Regions from separate parts of the Homo sapiens genome. Here region 1 is linked to region 2. A link is a loop called in an ENCODE intact Hi-C map of the cell type or tissue named here. Cell type or tissue: PC-9. All regions are shown on one strand. Links, peaks and the distances in the headings refer to the core of each region. The heading gives the core; the rest is flanking DNA.

Region 1 (8,266 bases), core at 1-8,000, 900 kb before region 2:
ACTCTTAGCTGAAAAATGGAATTTCTATAGCCCTGGGGTGAGGAGAACCCGGGAACAGTGAGCCAGTGACTGCTGGTTCTCCACTTTCCCCACCTTGTTAGCCAAACATGTTATTGAGGATGAGGCAATCGGTGATATAGCCCACCACAGAGAATGGATGACTGTTGGCCTTTTCTCCAATCTCAAAGTGACAGATTTGGGCTGATTCTTTTTTTTTTTTTTTTTGGTACCCCATTCCTGTTGAATGGGCTCAGTCTTGACAAACCAATTCCCTGTAACTTTTTCACAATTCTTGACTCTGAGAAAAAGCAGCACTGTAGGGACCTGAACTCTCCATTCTACCAGTTCACCCTTCTGACCTGTTCTGCTCAGCCTGTGGTGAGGGGAACAGATGGAAGAAGGCTTTCCTTGGGGTTTGAAGAGGAAGCCAGTTGTGGGAGTCTCTTTGTTACACCCCCTCCCCTCCAGACCCTCTCTCTCTATGCCTTCCTCCTCACTGCATATTTATTTGCGATTTGTAGCACTGATCTATGGTACAGTTGTTTTGTTTCTTAAACAGAAGTAGGTAAGGGAACCTCAGTAATAATGGAAATCTGCCTCAGTCTCCTGTTTGGAAATGATGAGAGGTGAGATAAGTAATGTTTATATACCTCCTTTCTTCTGTGATGATTATAAGGTATACGAAGCTGGACAGATTAAACATTGAGCCCTGTGCATATTTTAGTAGTTTTATTTCCCCTATGAGAATCTCCCCTGCCCTAGCCCCTTCTTCCTGCACTCTGGAACAGAGCCTCTGGCATCTGTCCAAGCTCTGTCTCTAAGGGCCACCTTCCCCTCTTCTGTCTTTAGTATCCCCAAAGGGGTTCTCTGGGCTGTGCCTCCTTTCCTTGGTTCACATGGGAGGGGGCTTCCCTGTTTCAGAAGTCCCTTATGGGAGAAATAGAGATCCAAGTTTCACTTCACCTTTTTCAGGCAGTTCTGTTTCCTGTCCTGGGGCTGGAGTGGGAGAGAGGCCTCACCCCTCAGCATTGCTCCTTCTCCACTAGCTGTTTGGGGGTGGGCTGGTCTCAGAGTCAAAAGCACTCTTGGGAAGGAATGAAGCCTGAAGATTGAAAAGTGTTAGTGCCAGGTGAGCAGGGTTAGGAAGCCCATTATCTGTGTTTTCTCAGTCAACCATTTTGTCAAGGTGGAATGTGCTAGGCTCAGGGCTCTCAGAGCTTCCCTTCGTCTAGCAGCTTCCTGAGTCCGTCACAGATCTTGCCAAGGTGCTGAGTGAAGTCAGGCCCATAGAGGGCCGTGAGCAGACCTGGGTCAGAGAAGTGATCAAACACGTGGCGGATGCGGCCATGTGACTTGGGCGTGAGGTGGTGTTCCACCAACTCTAGCAGCACATCCCGGCACTCGGTCAGCAGGCCAGCCAGAACAGCAGCCTCGAAGGTGAAGTCTACCTCACCAAAGCTAAGTGCCGTCATGGCACCCTGCCGCAGCTTCTGGCGAAAGCGGGTAGCCAGGGCCAGCTCACTGGGGCCAAAGGAGCCATTGCGGTGCAGCACAGCCACCTTGATGGCCACTTTGATCAGGTCCTTGATCACGCGCTGGGCCTGGGGCCGGCTGTGCGTGTACTCCTTGGACACACGGTAGAGCTCATCTAGCACCTCACTGCTTGTCTCATCTATGAAGAGATGAGCCACAGAGCGACCCGCCATCTTACTCAGTAGCTTCTTCTCTGCTTGCAGTGCCAGGCTCTTTGAGCTGAAGGACTCCATGGGTCCTGGAGAGTGGGGTATGTGGTCAGTCACTAGAAGAAAGGCCACAGGCTTCCTTAGAAAGAGAGAAATGGCTTTTCCCTTTTCTGTTGCTTCTTTAGTTTCCATGTCATCATCATCTTTGTTTGTCATCCTCTCCGCCCCCTGGGGCCCCTCAGTCCTCTATGCCTTGCTCCTGCCTGCTTTTTCCCCTTAGTGCTGTAGCAAATCTTGACTCCAAAACAGCCCACGGGAGTGGCGATAGCCCCGGCTGGAGGAATGTGGGCACACGGGAGGCTAGCCTAGCACAAGTTACATCTCAAGGGGAAGTAGGCTGTTGCTGCTGCAGTGAAGACAGGGCTTACCTGACAGATAATTCTTTTTTTTTTTTTTTTTGAGACGGAGTCTTGCTTTGTCACCCAGGCTGGAGTGCAGTGGTGTGATCTCTGTTCACTGCAACCTCCACCTCCCGGGTTCAAGCTATTCTCCTGCCTCAGCTTCCCAAGTAGTTGGGATTACAGGCACCCACCACCACGCCCGGCTAATTTTTGTATTTTTAGTAGAGACAGCGTTTCACCATGTTGGCCAGACTGGTCTCGAACTCCTGACCTCATGATCTGCCCACCTCGGCCTCCCAAAGTGCCGGGAATACAGGCGTGAGCCACCACGCCCAGCCTGACAGAATTCTTACAGCTACCATTTTTGGACACTGACTCTGTGCCATATGTCTGTGTGGCATAGATATTACCATCCTTGTTTTACAGCTAAGCAAATGATACTTACATTAAGTAATTTACCCAAGATCAAACGCAACTCATTTTTTGGCCCCCAAAGCCAGTGGCAGCTAGTGCACTATACTTCCTTTAAAGTAAGAAGCATAAGCATCCCAGGAATCCTAATAGGAGTAATAACTAACATTTACTGAGAACCTACTATATGCAAGTGCTTTACGTCAGTCATCTTAGCCTTCCCAATCCTGTGTAAGGTTAGGGTAGGTATCCCCATTTTGCAATGAGAAAACTGAAGCGAAGAGAAATATAGCAATTTGGCCAAAGTCACTAGTAAATTATAAAGATGGGCTTCAAACCAAATAATCCAGAGAAACCTCCTTCCCCGGAATGCTCCCAGTGTGGTTAAAGCACACTGAGGAAGCACGAGAAGCCAACACCTCAAGAAGGGCAGGCAGTCCTGAAGGTCTGAGCCTTCTGCTACACTGAACTCAGGACCCTCTTGGTGGCATATCAGCTCCATGTGTCCAGGGTTCTCTCCCCATGGTCTTCGCCTGTGGTTCTTCTGGTTGTTTTGCTTCTTACTTCCCCCTCCTCTGCTCTGCAGGATGTGGCTGTGACCGCAGTGAGGAGCAGCCTCGCCCTCTCCCCCAAACCAAAATGGGAGTCTGAAGAGGCAGAGGAGGTGGAGACTGTGGGGGTTTTTTTCCCCAGCTGAATCCTTCCAGTGGAAACCTGAACCTTGCTTTGCTCCCAGCTTGCCTTGGGGCTTTCTGGACCATGCTCCCCAGCCGGAAGAGGAGATTGCTCCATGTGAGCCTTCCTTCCTCCTTGGCCTTCCTGTTACCCAGCTCTCCATTGCCCCCATTGCCGTCTCACATTTATTCCGCTGTCTTCTCCCTCTCTCCCTGTTTCAGTCTCCCTTTTTCTCTTGTCTGGGTCCTCCCTATGATCCTCTGGCCTGGCCATACTCTCCCTCTGGCCCTTACCCATCTATCTCCTTGTTTCCTAAGATTTCCTTGCATTTCGCACACATCCATATGGATGTGGATCCACCTGCATCCCTCAGCCCTGCCCCCACCGCATCCAAAACCAGGTCTTTCAGAGGCTGCCTTGCCACCAGAAAAACTAAGCTAAGCTCTACAAAGGACCCAAGAATTGTACAAGCGAGAGTTTCACAATATGAAAAGCTAAGACTGAAAGAGCTAGAGATTCCTCTGCCACCATTACCCCTAAAGTCTACCATTCTGTCACTGCCGGTCCCTCACCTGCTGTGCTGGGTGCCAGTCTTGCCTTGGATGTTCCCGGAAAGCTTACAGAATGGAGAAGCTTCACTTAGTGTGAGAGCCCTTTGGCTTGGCCCCACCCCTTGAGCCCCGCCTACCTACTCTCTGCTTAACCTCCGGTTCATCACTTCTGTCACCAAGAAGGCCTATGGCCCAAGAGCAACCTAGAAATAAGACAAAGGTCAAAAAGAGTGGAATTCTGTTGGAAATAGTCTCAATTCTTTGAAGGGGGGAAAGGGATTTGCATCCTCCACTCTCAAATTGCTTCTTTCTTTTCTTGCTGCCCAGTTCCTGAAGATCCTGTCCTTACATTTCTACAGTACTGGGAAGGATGTAAAGCCCAAATTTCTGGGGTAGGAGGTCAGTGGGAAAAGTTCTGAAGATTGAAAGGTGGTGCTGTGGGGCAAGTATTTAATATATTATTCCAGTGATTGCCAGGTAAGAGCACAGACTGTCACAACCCTTAATACTGAAGGGAGGAAGGTGCTGGGACCAGGGCTGCTGCACCACAGGTGACCAGCAGGTGCCAGCACAGCACTGAATCACTAGCGTAGAGGAACAAGCCTACTGAGTTGCCTTTTTTTTTTTTTTTTTTTTTTTTTTTGAGACAGAGTTTTGCTCTTGTTGCCCAGGCTGGAGTGCAATGGGGTGATCTCGGCTCACTGCAACCTCTGCCTCCCGGGTTCAAGTGATTCTCCTGCCTCAACCTCCCAAGTAGCTGAAATTACAGGCCTGTGCCACCATGCCTGGCTTATTTTGTATTTTTAGTAGAGACGGTTTCACCATGTTGGCCAGGATCGTCTTGAACTCCTGACCTCAGGTGATCCACCTTGGCCTTCCAGAGTGCTGGGATTACAGGTGTGAGCCAACGCACCCCGCAGGGCCTACTGAGTAGGCTACTGTAGTAGCTACTTTGTAGCTGCTAAAGGGATACAAAATGAGGGGAAGCCACAATTGGGTTTTGTTTGTTTGTTTGTTGTTTTGTTTTTGAGATAGGGTCTCACTCTGTCGCCCAGGCCACAGTGCAGTGGCATCATCACAGCTGACTGCAGCCTTGACCTCCTGGGCTCAAGAGCTCTTCCTACTTCAGCCTCCCAAGTAGCTGGGACCAGAGGCTCACAAGCCTTCCTTTTTTTTGTAGAGAGGAGGGTCTAACTATGTTGCCCAGGCTGAACTTCTAAGCTCAAGCAATCCTCCTACCTTAGTCTCCCAAAGTGTTGGGATTACAGGCGTGAGCCACTGCACCCATCCTGGAAGTCACAGTTGTTGAATGAGACAAAAACACTTGCTATCAAGAATCTTATGGGGAATCTGGCGAGGGAAATAAGCTTAAACATAAAGAACAGTAATACTAGTCAAACAATGCCATTAACTTTAATGGAGATTTAAATAATTTTGAGAGTAAAGAAGCTTAATTATGATAGGGCTGAAGAGGTAGACTTGGAAAGATAGATTCAACTACTTAATAGCCAGAGATGGGGAAGAAGTCCCAGATGATGGGGACGGCATAAGCACATGCAGGAAAAAAACAAAATACAGGACGTTCTCAGGAAGTGGTGATTTATGTCTGGAATGTAAGTTGTTTGAGAGATAAGTGAAGAAGGAAAAAGATCAGATCATGGCAAACTTTAAAAAAGTTGCCCCAGGCCGGGCGCGGTGGCTCATGACTGTAATCCCAGCACTTTGGGAAGCCAAGGTGGGTGGATCACCTGAGGTCAGAAGTTTGAGACCAGCCTGGCCAACGTGGTGAAACCCTGTCTCGGCTGGGCATGGTGGCTCACACCTGTAATCCCAGCACTTTGGGACACCGAGGTGGGCGGATCACGAGGTTAGGAGATCAAGACCATCCTGGCTAACATGGTGAAACCCCATCTCTACTAAAAATACAAAAATTAGCTGGGCATGATGGCACATGCCTGTAGTCCCAGCTACTCGGGAAGCTGAGGCAGGAGATTCGCTTGAACCAGGGAGGCAGAGGTTGTAGTGAGCCGAGATCGCGCCTCTGCCCTCCAGCCTGGTGATAGAGTGAGACTCGGTCTCCAAAAAAAGAAAAGAAAAAAGAAAAAGAATAAAGGGAATAAAAATATAAGAAGATGCAAATACAATAATAACTTCTGGATTCAGAATTCTGCTACCTAGTCTTTACCTGTTTTCCTCTCCAGCTTCAGACTCCCCTCCCTCCCTCCCTTCCTTCCTCTCTCTCTCTCTTTCTTTCTTTTTTTTTTTGACAGAGTCTTGCTCTGTCCCTGTCACCCAGGCTGGAGTGCAGTGATGCGATTTCAGCTCACTGCAACCTCTGCCTCCCAGGTTCAAGTGATTCTCCTGCCTCAGCCTCCTGAGCAGCTGGGATTACACTGCCACCACACCTGACTAATTTTTGAATTTTTAGTAGAGACAGGGTTTCGCCATGTTGGCCAGGCTGGTCTCGAACTCCTGGCCTCAGGCTATCTGCCCATCTTGGCCTCCCAAAGTGCTGGGATTACAGGCATGAGCCATAGCGCCCGTCTGTAATTTGTGATTTTATTAACTGTCTACCCACTAAGCTCAGATTATCTTTTAGTGTCTACACAGTGCTTGGCACATACTGTGGTCAATAAATATGTGCTGAAAGAATAAAGTCAAAACATATCCAAGAACCAGGATATGAGGGGAAAATGGTAGTAACATAGGAGTCACATGTTATAATGTTCATTTACTTCATTCATGGGGAAGTCTTTTATTTTCTCTCTCATTTTTTTTTTTTTCTTCAATTGAGACAGAGTCTCACTCTGTCGCCCAGGGTGGAGTGCAGTGGTGCAATCTCGGCTCACTGCAACCTCTGCCTCCCGGGTTCAACTGATTCTCTGCCTCAGCCTCCTGAGTAGCTGGGATTTCAAGCACCCACTGCCATGCCTGGCTAATTTTTGTATTTTTAGTAGAGACGGGGTTTCTACCATCTTGGCCAGGCTGGTCTTGAACTCCTGACATCGTGATCCACCCACCTCAGCCTCCCAAAGTGCTGGGATTACAGGCATGAGCCACCACACCTGGCCAAGAACAATTTTTTTTTCGAGATGGAGTCTCGCTCTGTCACCCAGGCTGGAGTGCAGCGGCGTGATCTCGGCTCACTGCAACCTCCACCTCCCGGATTCAAGCAATTCTCCTGCCTTAGCCTCCCGAGTAGCTGGGATTACAGGCATGTGCCACCATGCCCAGCTAATTTTTTTGTATTTTAAGTAGAGATGGGGTTTCACCATATTGGCCAGGCTGGTCTCGAACTCCTGACCTTGTGATCCACCCACCTCGACCTCCCAAAGTGCTGGGATTACAGGCGTGAGCCACTGCGCCTGGCCACAAATTTTTTTTAGAGATAGGGTCTTGCTATCTTGCCCAGGCTGGAGTACAGTGGCTCACACTGCTCACTGCAGCCTTGGACTCCTGGACTCAAACAGACCTCCTGCCTCAATCTCCCAAAGTGCTGAGATTACAGGAGTGAGTCACTGTGTACCCTGGCCAAATGACGGTATCTTAAATGTGCAAAACACTTTTGAATTTGCAAAATGTTTCACCTACAGGATCTTATTTGATCCTAAGAAGTAGGCAGGAAGGTAGTATGTCCACTTACAGAAGACAGAATCAGACTTAGAGATAAGTAGTTTATCCAAAGCCATACTCCAGAGATGAATCTAGCTAAGTCTCAATGACTTTCAATGGTGCTCTTTCCACTGTATAATCTACAGGAAGTGAATAGTACTTTTTTGAGCAATTTCTACTTTGAAGCAAAATGAAGATATTTTGCACTTAATTGGATAAACTTCAGTTATTTGGAAAAGTATTCAGGATGGAACAGTCCGATGTTTGTTTTAGGTGAGGTTTTACCATGGTTAAGATCAATACTCTCATATCAGTTCAGAAAGAGTAAGTTTAGTGTGATTTAAAGCAGTCAAGTAAGTCAGCCTGACATAGCTGGAGATAGTTCACAGCTTTTACTCTTTTTTTGTTTGGGGTATTTATTTATTTATTTATGAGATCGAGTCTCACACTGTCGCCCAGGCTGGAGTGCAGTGGCATGATCTCGGCTCACTGCAACCTCTGCCTCCTGGGTTCAAGTGATTCTCCTGCCTCAGCCTCCCAAGTAGCTGGGATTACAGGCGCGCACCCCCACGCCCGGCTAATTTTTGTATTTTTAGTAGAGACGGGGTTTCACTATGTTGGCCAGGCTGGTCTTGAACTCCTGACCTCATGATTCGCCCAGCTCGGCCTCCCGAAGTGCTGGGATTACAGGTGTGAACCACCGTGCCTGTCCTATTTTTATTTATTTACTTTTTTGAGATGGAGTCTCACTCTGTCGCCCAGGCTGGAGTGCAGTGGCACGATCTCGGCTCACTGCAACCTCTGCCTCCCAGGTTCAAGCTATTCTCCTGCCTCAGCCTCCTGAGTAGCTGGGATTACAGGCGCGCGCTACCACGCCCAGCTAATTTTTTGTATTTTTAATCGACACGGGGTTTCACCATGTTAGCCAGGATGG
Region 2 (8,323 bases), core at 44-8,043:
GGGAGAAATAAAATGATCCTAGATAGGCCAGGCACAGTGGCTCATGCCTGTAATCCCAGCACTTTGGGAGGCCGAGGCAGGTGGATCGCTTGAGGTCAGGAGTTCGAGACCAGCCTGGCCAACATGGTGAAACCCCATCTCTACTAAAAATGCAAAAATTAGCCAGACGTGGTGGTGGGCACCTGTAATCCCAGCTACTCGAGAAGCTGAGGCAGGAGAATCACTTAAACCCAGGAGGTGGAGTTTGCAGTGAGCCCAGATTGCGCCACTGCACTCCAGCCTGGGTGACAGAGCAAGACTCTGTGTCAAAAAAAAAAAAAAAAAAAAAAATAACCTAGAGAGATACGGTCTCCTGGAGGCCCCTATCAAGTGGCCTTGGGATTCAGATATCCTGACTTCTCATCATTCACTTCTTGCTCTCACACTGACCGTTTATCATGAACTTGAGTTTGGTTAAGTCATTAATCAGTAGTTCATAGGAACTGAGTTCCACCTCCCCCAGGGTCAGAAACTATCCTGCCAGCCTCTTCCTCACCCCTGACCTCCAGCTCTGTCCCAATTTCAGATGCAGGTTAGGGGTAGGATGGATTAGGATAGACGGAGCCAGAAGGAGACCTGGCAGCTAAGCTCAGAGTTCCCACCCAGCTTCCTTTCCACCCCAGCTCCCTCACTCCTACACGATTTACTGAGGACTTAACTAGCTTTTCTGCCAAATCAGGAGGTGTAGGATTTGATGATTAGAGCAGGATCTAGGAGCCATATATGTGAAACTCAAGGCAGGAGGAGATCCAGAAGGGAGGAGCTAGGGTGAGAAGGTAAAGGAAGTCTCCTCCCACCCGCACAGTGTGTCTTCCTGCCAGGTGAGGAGGTCCCAGTGTGAAAGGGTTGTCGGGAGGCCTTGAGATCTGCTCACCCTCATACGTCCAGTGTTGACCTGCAAGGCAGAATAGTTTGGGTTACAGCCAGCGCAGCCTGGGGCAGAACCCTGGCCTCCACACTCCCCTCCCTCTGGCATTCTGTACTGCTCCACCTCCCTCTCTGCAGTCTCTCCTCCCTCTGCTCCAGCACTTTGCAAAGGAAGCCCTGAAACCGGACACCTCTGTGGAAAGGTCGGGGGGCCTATTTAAAATCACCAGCCAGGCTGTGTTGGTGCCTGCCGAGTAAAAGGGGAGGAGGAAGGAAAAGAGGTAAAGCCCAGAGACTAAAATTAACCTGGATCCAAATGTGCGATTGGCCCAACCCTTTCTTTTCTGTAACCTGTGCCAAGTCAATCTAACACTTAGAAGATTGGGGTGGGTGGGGTGAGGGTGTGGGCAGAGGGTTGGAAGGATAGGGACTAGAAAGCGGGGAGGAGAAAGGAGTTTAGAGTGTGTGTGTGTTGGGGGGTGCTACTGAGGGGAGAAGGGGAGATTATTCCTTTGCTTTAAAAAATTGCATGAATAAAGCCACTGAGCTGTAAACTCATATGTAAATTCTTCTTTTCTGGTCCCATTAGCTCTAGAGGAAACTCCTCATCACCAGGAGGCTCTGCTCCCTACATTCTGAGATGGTTAGGGAAGGGTGGGAGTCAGGGCAGGGTCTACTCTAGATTGAGGGTGGTGGGTGGGCACAGGCAGCCAGGCTGGCAGGGACAGGATGAAAGTGAAGCATTGTGTGTAGAGAAGAGAGCTGCCAGCTGGGTCACATGCCAGGCTCTCGTGCAGTCCTGTCTGACGCAAAGGCTGAGGGTCTGCAGGTCCAGCCCCTCCCTACGGCCAAACTGCCTCAAGAAGAAAACGAAGGCCTTCATGGTTTATGCTGCAATATTCATACTACTAGAAACTCTGGAGAAAAATCCTAAATTCCTTCCTCTCTCTGTCTCTTATTCCCTTAAATTCCTCAAACTTGTGAGATGTCCTGCTCTTATCCTTGACCTATTCTGCTAGCCCAAGGGAGAGCTGGAGGCAGCCTCTCATTTTACCATATCTGTGGGACCCCCCAACAACTCAAACTCCCTGGTCTGTAAAGGTGCCTGTCCACTCTGGTCAGAGCCTCAACACACTTATTCTGTCTCTTCCTCCTCTTTCCCTCTTTTTTTCTTTCTCCTCAGATGAGATTTGTGACTCTCCATTTGGCTGCCTGCCTGCCCCCATCCTCTCTGCATTTGCCTTCTGCTCTCTGGACACCCACCTCACCCTGCTCTTTCCACAAACCTCAGTTACACACCTAGTATGTGCTGGACACTGTGCTAGGCACAGGAAACACAAAAATGAGGTCTAGGAGTTCCTGGGGACACTCCTGGAGCGCTTCAGCCTGTTCTCCCAAGAATCCCTCCTCATCTCCTGGGAGCTCCTGAAAGTCCTTTGTAAACTGTAAAATGTCAAACAAATGTTGACTCTTACTGCCACTTTCAGAGGATAACTGGGGAGTTAGTCGCTCCACAGAATGAAGAGGGAATCTTGGCCAAAAGGGGATGAATTGGAGATCAGGGTCTGAGTTGGGCAGGAAGTATTCTTCCCCCTACCCCCATCTATCCATCTTTTTACTCCAGGCCTCTTTGACTCCCTATTTGGAGGAGTTTGTAAATAAAGAAGTCCAGGAGTCCTGCCTGGGACCAGGGCAGTGGGGGAAAGAGCTCTGGAGAAAATCTGTAGCCTGCAAAGAGATTCCAGCACTTGCATGTGTACACACTCTGCCTGCCTGCCGCTAGTTCTCCCCGACCTCCAATAACAACAAGGCTGGAGAGACAAAAGGTAAAGAAGGGAAGTGGTCTCCTCCACACCCCACTCTTTTTTCCTCATCTCTGAGCCTATTATTCCAGCCTCTAGGCTTCCTTTCACACCTCTCCTCCCCCCATTAAGCACACCTGGCGACATGTGAACATCAGCACAAATCCACACACAGACATTTAGTTGTACCTACCCCCATCTGCAGCCAGGATCCAAATCACCTCCAGCAGGAGGGCGGAGAACAACATAGTGTCCCAGGAAGGGGTGCAGGGGACTGGGAATTTGAGGACTAGAGGACTAGGACAGGCAGAGAGAGAGGGAGGGAGGAGTGAGAGAGAGAGAGAGAGAGCGAGCGAGCTCCTGGCGTGAGTGTATTTATCTCTGCTTCTCTTGCTGTCTCTGTCTCTGTGGGCTTCCAGGGGATTCGGTGTTCAGTAGGGTATCATGGGTTTCTGGATCCCCAGGACAAATCTCTTGCTGCCTCTTTGCCCTCTCTCTTTATCTCCCTCTGCAGTCTCCACTCCACTAGCTGGCCAGCGACTTTACAACTGCCTCCTGCTTTTAAGGTGGCTCTGAACTGGTGTATGTGGGGACGGGGGTGCTGCCTGGGCTGCTGGTGAACAGCTCCTTAAATAGCCAATTAGGCATGCAGGATGGCCCCACTCGGAGCTGGAGCGCGGCAAGTTTCACTGGAGCCCTGGCCCTGGCTCAGGAGCCCAGCTGGGGTGAGCTCTTCCTTCCTCTGCTAGTCACACAGATGCTGTTTAGATGGGTGTTCCCTGGAGCAGGCAGGGTCAAGGAAGGGGCTTTGGGGTTCAACTCAGCCCCCTCAAAAGGACACTGTATTTTCATCCCCCCGCCTGATTTCTCCTCTGAGGAGCAGCTCCCTGGGTGGTATGCGGCAGATGGTGGGGGTACCTGTTCCCAATTCCCTGCATAATCTGAGCTGCCCTGGAATGGGAAGAGTCCAGAATTAGGAGATATATAACAAGAAGGAATTAGGGACTCAGGGTGCAGGGGAGGGGTGGAGGAAGTCAATAACTAAAACCTGAGTTGTGTCCTAAGTTCTAAGGAAGAGAAGTGAGGCAAGGAGAACTCATCTGGAGCAATCTCTTCTGTGCCTGCCACCACCCCCTTCCCACGGTGAGGCCTGGGTCCACGTGCCTGTGTGGCCTGGGGTGGGGGGAGTGCGGGGAGGGAGCGTTGTTTGCTGGATAAAGCCCATTTGTATGCCCAGTGGGGGAGGGGTGTAGCAGCACCATGGAGAGACAGCGGCTGTAACTGCCAGACCCAGCCACCTCCCTCTCCAGGGAGCCCAGATCTAGGGCGGCTTTTGTCACTGAAGAGGACACTGACCTCCGGCAGAGAGGCCAGGGCAGGAGGAAAGGAGAGACTTTAGGAACAATCACTACCACCATCAGAAAAAGGTGGTTTCCAGAGAAAGAGAGGGGAGGGTCTGGAGAGACCATGTGATCCAGATGGAAGAGGGGCTCAGGGTCTTCCTTCCAGCCCAACAAAGGGCTGAGGCAGGACATGTGGCACTGAATGAAACCTGCCACCAAGGAGCTGCGTCCGTGGAGCATGGAGGCTGCACGTCTCAGGAATGTGAACTGATGTTTGCTCCCCACGGGACTGGAAATCCCGATTGGAATGTACATCCTAAATCCCTCGTTAGAGAATGTGAAACCCACAGATACTTTCAAGCCAGACATTGAAACCTCTTTCTCCTCCATGCTCTTCACCAGAGGCACCAGCCAGGAGGATGCACCCATCTGAAGCTCCCTCTGCCCTCCTTGCTCCTGCCGAGTAGCAATAAATAGCCAAACAAAGGGAGCAGAAGCTAAATAAGGGAGCAGGATAAAAGCCAAATGAACAGAATAATGCATGTGCTGGATCATCAGCTCCTGCAGAGACAGGAGCTCACTGTGCCTTTCTATCCCCTGTGATTGATCTGCAAAGCCAAGCCATTTTGCTGATGTCATTTCCCTTTTTCTTCTCCTATCACCCTCTGAGTTATTTGTCCCCTTCAGGAAAGTTTTATGTTTTGAGGTTCCCCAAAGCCCCATCCATCCCATCTAAGAAGAGTAAAAGACTTGAAGTATAAATTAGATTTCCCGGGAATCAGGGTACTTAACACAAAGAAACAAAAAAAGAAAGCAGAGACATCTTGGTATGAAAGAAGAGATTTAGTAGGAAAGAAGAGGTCTGAACAGAATGACCTCTGCCGGAACAGAGTTCCCCTGGAGCGCTGAGCTGAGATTCCGATTTCCAAGGCAGATAGCGTGTCTTGCCAGGCGCCACCTCCTGGCTCGTCTATGAATTTTTAAATTTTAATTTAAAATGCTTTGTGTATGTGGTTCCTTCTGGGAGGTATTTCACTGCTGCTGGGCTTTGGGATTTTGCCTACGCAACTGAACATTGTTTCACAAAGATATCTTAGCCTGGAATCAACACTTCCCTGATCTTGGGTGAGCAACGCATCCAGGTGCTTATGCTTCCCAGACGACAAAGGCCCTCCTTTCTAGGACAGAGGGAGCCAGAAGGCGAGCGCCGTCCTCCAGGCACTTGACTTTATCTTGATCTTTGGCTTTACTGTGGATATTTCTTTTGTTGCTTTCTAGCTGTGCTGATTTGGAGTAGGTGTCAAGGGGACCCTTATATGTAAGTTAAAAAAAAAAAAACTGACACAGCTCCCTCTCCCCACTCAGTCTTAGTTTCCACTCAAACTCTGGCACCTTTGTTTTAGTTCTGACCTCTCTCTCAAGCCCTTTCCTTGCTTGCATTGGCTAAAACCGTTAAAACCAAAACCAAGCATCTCACTGCCTTCTGGCGCCATCTCCTGTCCTTGTAGATATACTGAAACTTGACTGAGATGAGGCGTGGTGGCTCACGCCTGTAATGCCAGCACTTTGGGAGGCCGAGGCAGGTGGGCCAGGAGTTCCAGACCAGCCTGGCCAAAGCATAGCAAAACCTCGTCTCTACTAAAAATACAAAAATTAGCCAGGCGTGGTGGTGCATGCCTGTAATCCCAGCTACGCAGGAGGCTGAGGCAGGAGAATTGCTTGAACTCGGGAGTGGGAGGTTGCAGTGAGTTGAGATTGCTCCACTGCACTCCAGCCTGGGTGACAGAGTGAGACTCTGTCACAAAAACAAAAAAGAAAAAACAAACAAACAAAAAAGAATTAAGTAATTTTGGAAAAAATGACCCTTTGGATCATTTTCTTAGTTTTCCAGTTCACATTACACAACAAATGTAGTATGAGAATCTTGTAAATTGAGGACCGGTAAAAGTTTGTGGTCTGAAAATTTGCAAGTCATTTAATTATAAGCGATAAGTTACACTATTTCAGTTGCAATTTTGTGTTATACATTGATTCCATGAACAGAACGCTGCCTGGTACATAACTGTTGATTGAATGAATCTAGTAATTGCAACATTTATTTACTGTCTTTCACAGAATTTTAGAGCAGAAGGGCCCTCAGGCATCATTCTAAACCCCTTGTTATACCCTGTAAAACTGAGTTTTGAGAGATTTAGGGATTTAGCCATGGTTAGTCATATAGCTGCTAGGCTAAACCAGAACAAGGACACAGGCACCAGTGAGCTTTCTCCTACACCATTGGTTCTCAAATGTCAATGTGCATCAGAATCACCTGGAAAGCTTTTTAAACTTGGAAAGCTTATTAAAATACAGATTTCTGGCCAGGTGCAGTGGCTCATGTCTGTAATCCCAGCACTTTGAGAGGCCGAGGCGGGCAGATCACCTGAGGTCAGGAATTTGAGACCAGCCTGGCTAATATGGCGAAACCCCATCTCCACCAAAAATACAAAAAAATTAGCCAGGTGTGGTAGCGGGTGCCTGTAATCCCAGCTACTTGGGAGGCTAAGGCAGGAGAATCGCTTGAACTTGGGAGGCAGAGGTTGCGGTGAGCCGAGACTGCACCACCGCACTCCAGCCTGGGTGACAAGAGCAAAACTCTATCTCAAAGATAAAATAGAATAAATAAATAGAGATTTCTGGACCTCACCCCCATAGTACCCGATTCTATAGTTCTGGGTGTGTCCAAATCTACATTAGAGATTTGGCATTAGAGAAATTAGCATTTCTCTTTCTCTCTCTCTCTCTCTCTTCTTTTTTTTGTACAGTCTCAGCTGGGCGCGGTGGCTCACGCCTGTAGTCCCAGCTACTCGGGAGGCTGAGGCAGGAGAACCGCTTGAACCCAGGAGGAGGAGTTTGCAGTGAGCCGAGATAGCGCCATTGCACTCTAGCCCGGGCAACAGAGCGAGACTCCATCTCAAAAAAAAAAAAAAAACAGAGTCTCACTCTGTTGCCCAAGCTGCAGTGCAATGGCATGATCTTGGCTCACCGTAAACTCTGCCTCCCAGGTTCAAGTGATTCTCGTGCCTCAGCCTCCCAAGTAGCTGGGATTACAGGCATTTGCCACCACGCCCGGCTAATTTGGTATTTTTAGTAGAGACGGGGTTTCTCCATGTTGATCAGGCTAGTCTTGAACTCCCTACCTCAGGTGATCTGCCTGCCTCAGCCTCCCAAAGTGCTGGGATTACAGGTGTGAGCCACCACGCCCAGCCTCTCTCTTTTTTTTTGGAAGCAGGGTCTCACTCTGTCCCCTAGGCTGGAGTGCAGTGGCAGAATCATAGCTCACTTCAGCCTCAAACTCAAATGATCCTCTTCTCAGCCTCCTGAGTAGCTAGGTCTACATGCGCATGCCACCATGACTGGCAGGTTTTAAAAATTTTCTTAGTTTTTGTAGAGACAAAATTTTGTCATGTTTCCCAGGCTGGTCTCGAACTCCTGGGCTCGAGTGATTTGCCCAGCTTGGCCTCCCAAAGTGCTGAGATTATAAGCATGAGCCACCGCAGCCACTTCTTTCTAGTCACCATGAATAAAAGCACTATAAGTATTTGAGTACAGGTCTTTGAGCAGACATATGTTTTTATTGTTCTTGAGTAAATACCTAGGAGTGGGAATAAATAGATACTGAGTGCTGGATTGTACGGGAAGCGTATGTTTAACTTTGTAAAAAAACTGCCGGGCTGTTTTTCTTTTACTTTCTTTTCTTTTGAGACGGCATGGCTCTGTTGTCCAGGTTGGAGTGCAGTGGCGTGATCTTGGCTCACTGCAGCCTTCCCTTCCTGGGCTCAAGCGATCCTCCCACCTCAGCTCCCAAGCACCTGAGACTACAGGTTCATGCCACCACTCCCAGCTAATTTTTTAATTTTTTTGTAGAGACAAGGTTTCACCATATTGCCTAGGTTGGTCTTGAACTCCTGGCTCAAGTAATTCTCCTGCCTCAGCCTCCCAAAGTGTTAGAATTACAGGTATGAGCCACCATGCCTGGCCTCTTTTATTTTATTATTTATTTATTTATTTATTTTTTGAGACGGAGTCTTGCTCTGTTTCCCAGGCTGGAGTGCAGTGGCATGATCATGGCTCACTGGCAACCTCTGCCTCCCAGGTTCAAGCAATTCTCCTGCCTCAGCCTCCCAAGTAGCTGGGACTACAGGCACGTGCCACCATGTCTGGCTAATTTTTGCATTTTTAGTAGAGACAGAGTTTCACCATCTTGGCGAGGCTGGTCTCTAACTCCTGACC

The links. Peaks named below come from ENCODE experiments on the same cell type or tissue, not always from the same donor. Only the 100,000 strongest peaks of a DNase experiment are listed, where the experiment ranks them.
Region 1: a loop joins it to region 2, with 9 times the contacts of the local background. A loop is called at or near these places in 2 of 110 quality-filtered maps.

What each region holds. Positions count from the first base shown.
Region 1 is chr1:151,152,198-151,160,463 of GRCh38, reverse strand. It overlaps TNFAIP8L2-SCNM1 (TNFAIP8L2-SCNM1 readthrough), which reads right to left and starts at 3,815. Exons shown (of 7, transcript NR_144937.2): 1 at 3,742-3,815. It overlaps TNFAIP8L2 (TNF alpha induced protein 8 like 2), which reads right to left and starts at 3,815. Exons shown (of 2, transcript NM_024575.5): 1 at 3,742-3,815; 2 at 715-1,798. The coding sequence starts at 1,766. The coding sequence ends at 1,212. It overlaps LYSMD1 (LysM domain containing 1), which reads left to right. Exons shown (of 3, transcript NM_212551.5): 3 at 1-716. In PC-9, for the core only: a CTCF peak has its summit at 4,248 (motif pointing right); a DNase peak (open chromatin) is centred at 4,253.
Region 2 is chr1:150,252,762-150,261,084 of GRCh38, reverse strand. It overlaps CA14 (carbonic anhydrase 14), which reads right to left and starts at 3,311. Exons shown (of 11, transcript NM_012113.3): 1 at 2,902-3,311; 2 at 914-934. The coding sequence starts at 2,956. RefSeq lists an enhancer at 4,427-5,121. In PC-9, for the core only: CTCF peaks have their summits at 4,834 and 5,035 (motif pointing left); DNase peaks (open chromatin) are centred at 964, 4,984 and 5,524; H3K4me3 peaks cover 915 bases; H3K27ac peaks cover 1,409 bases.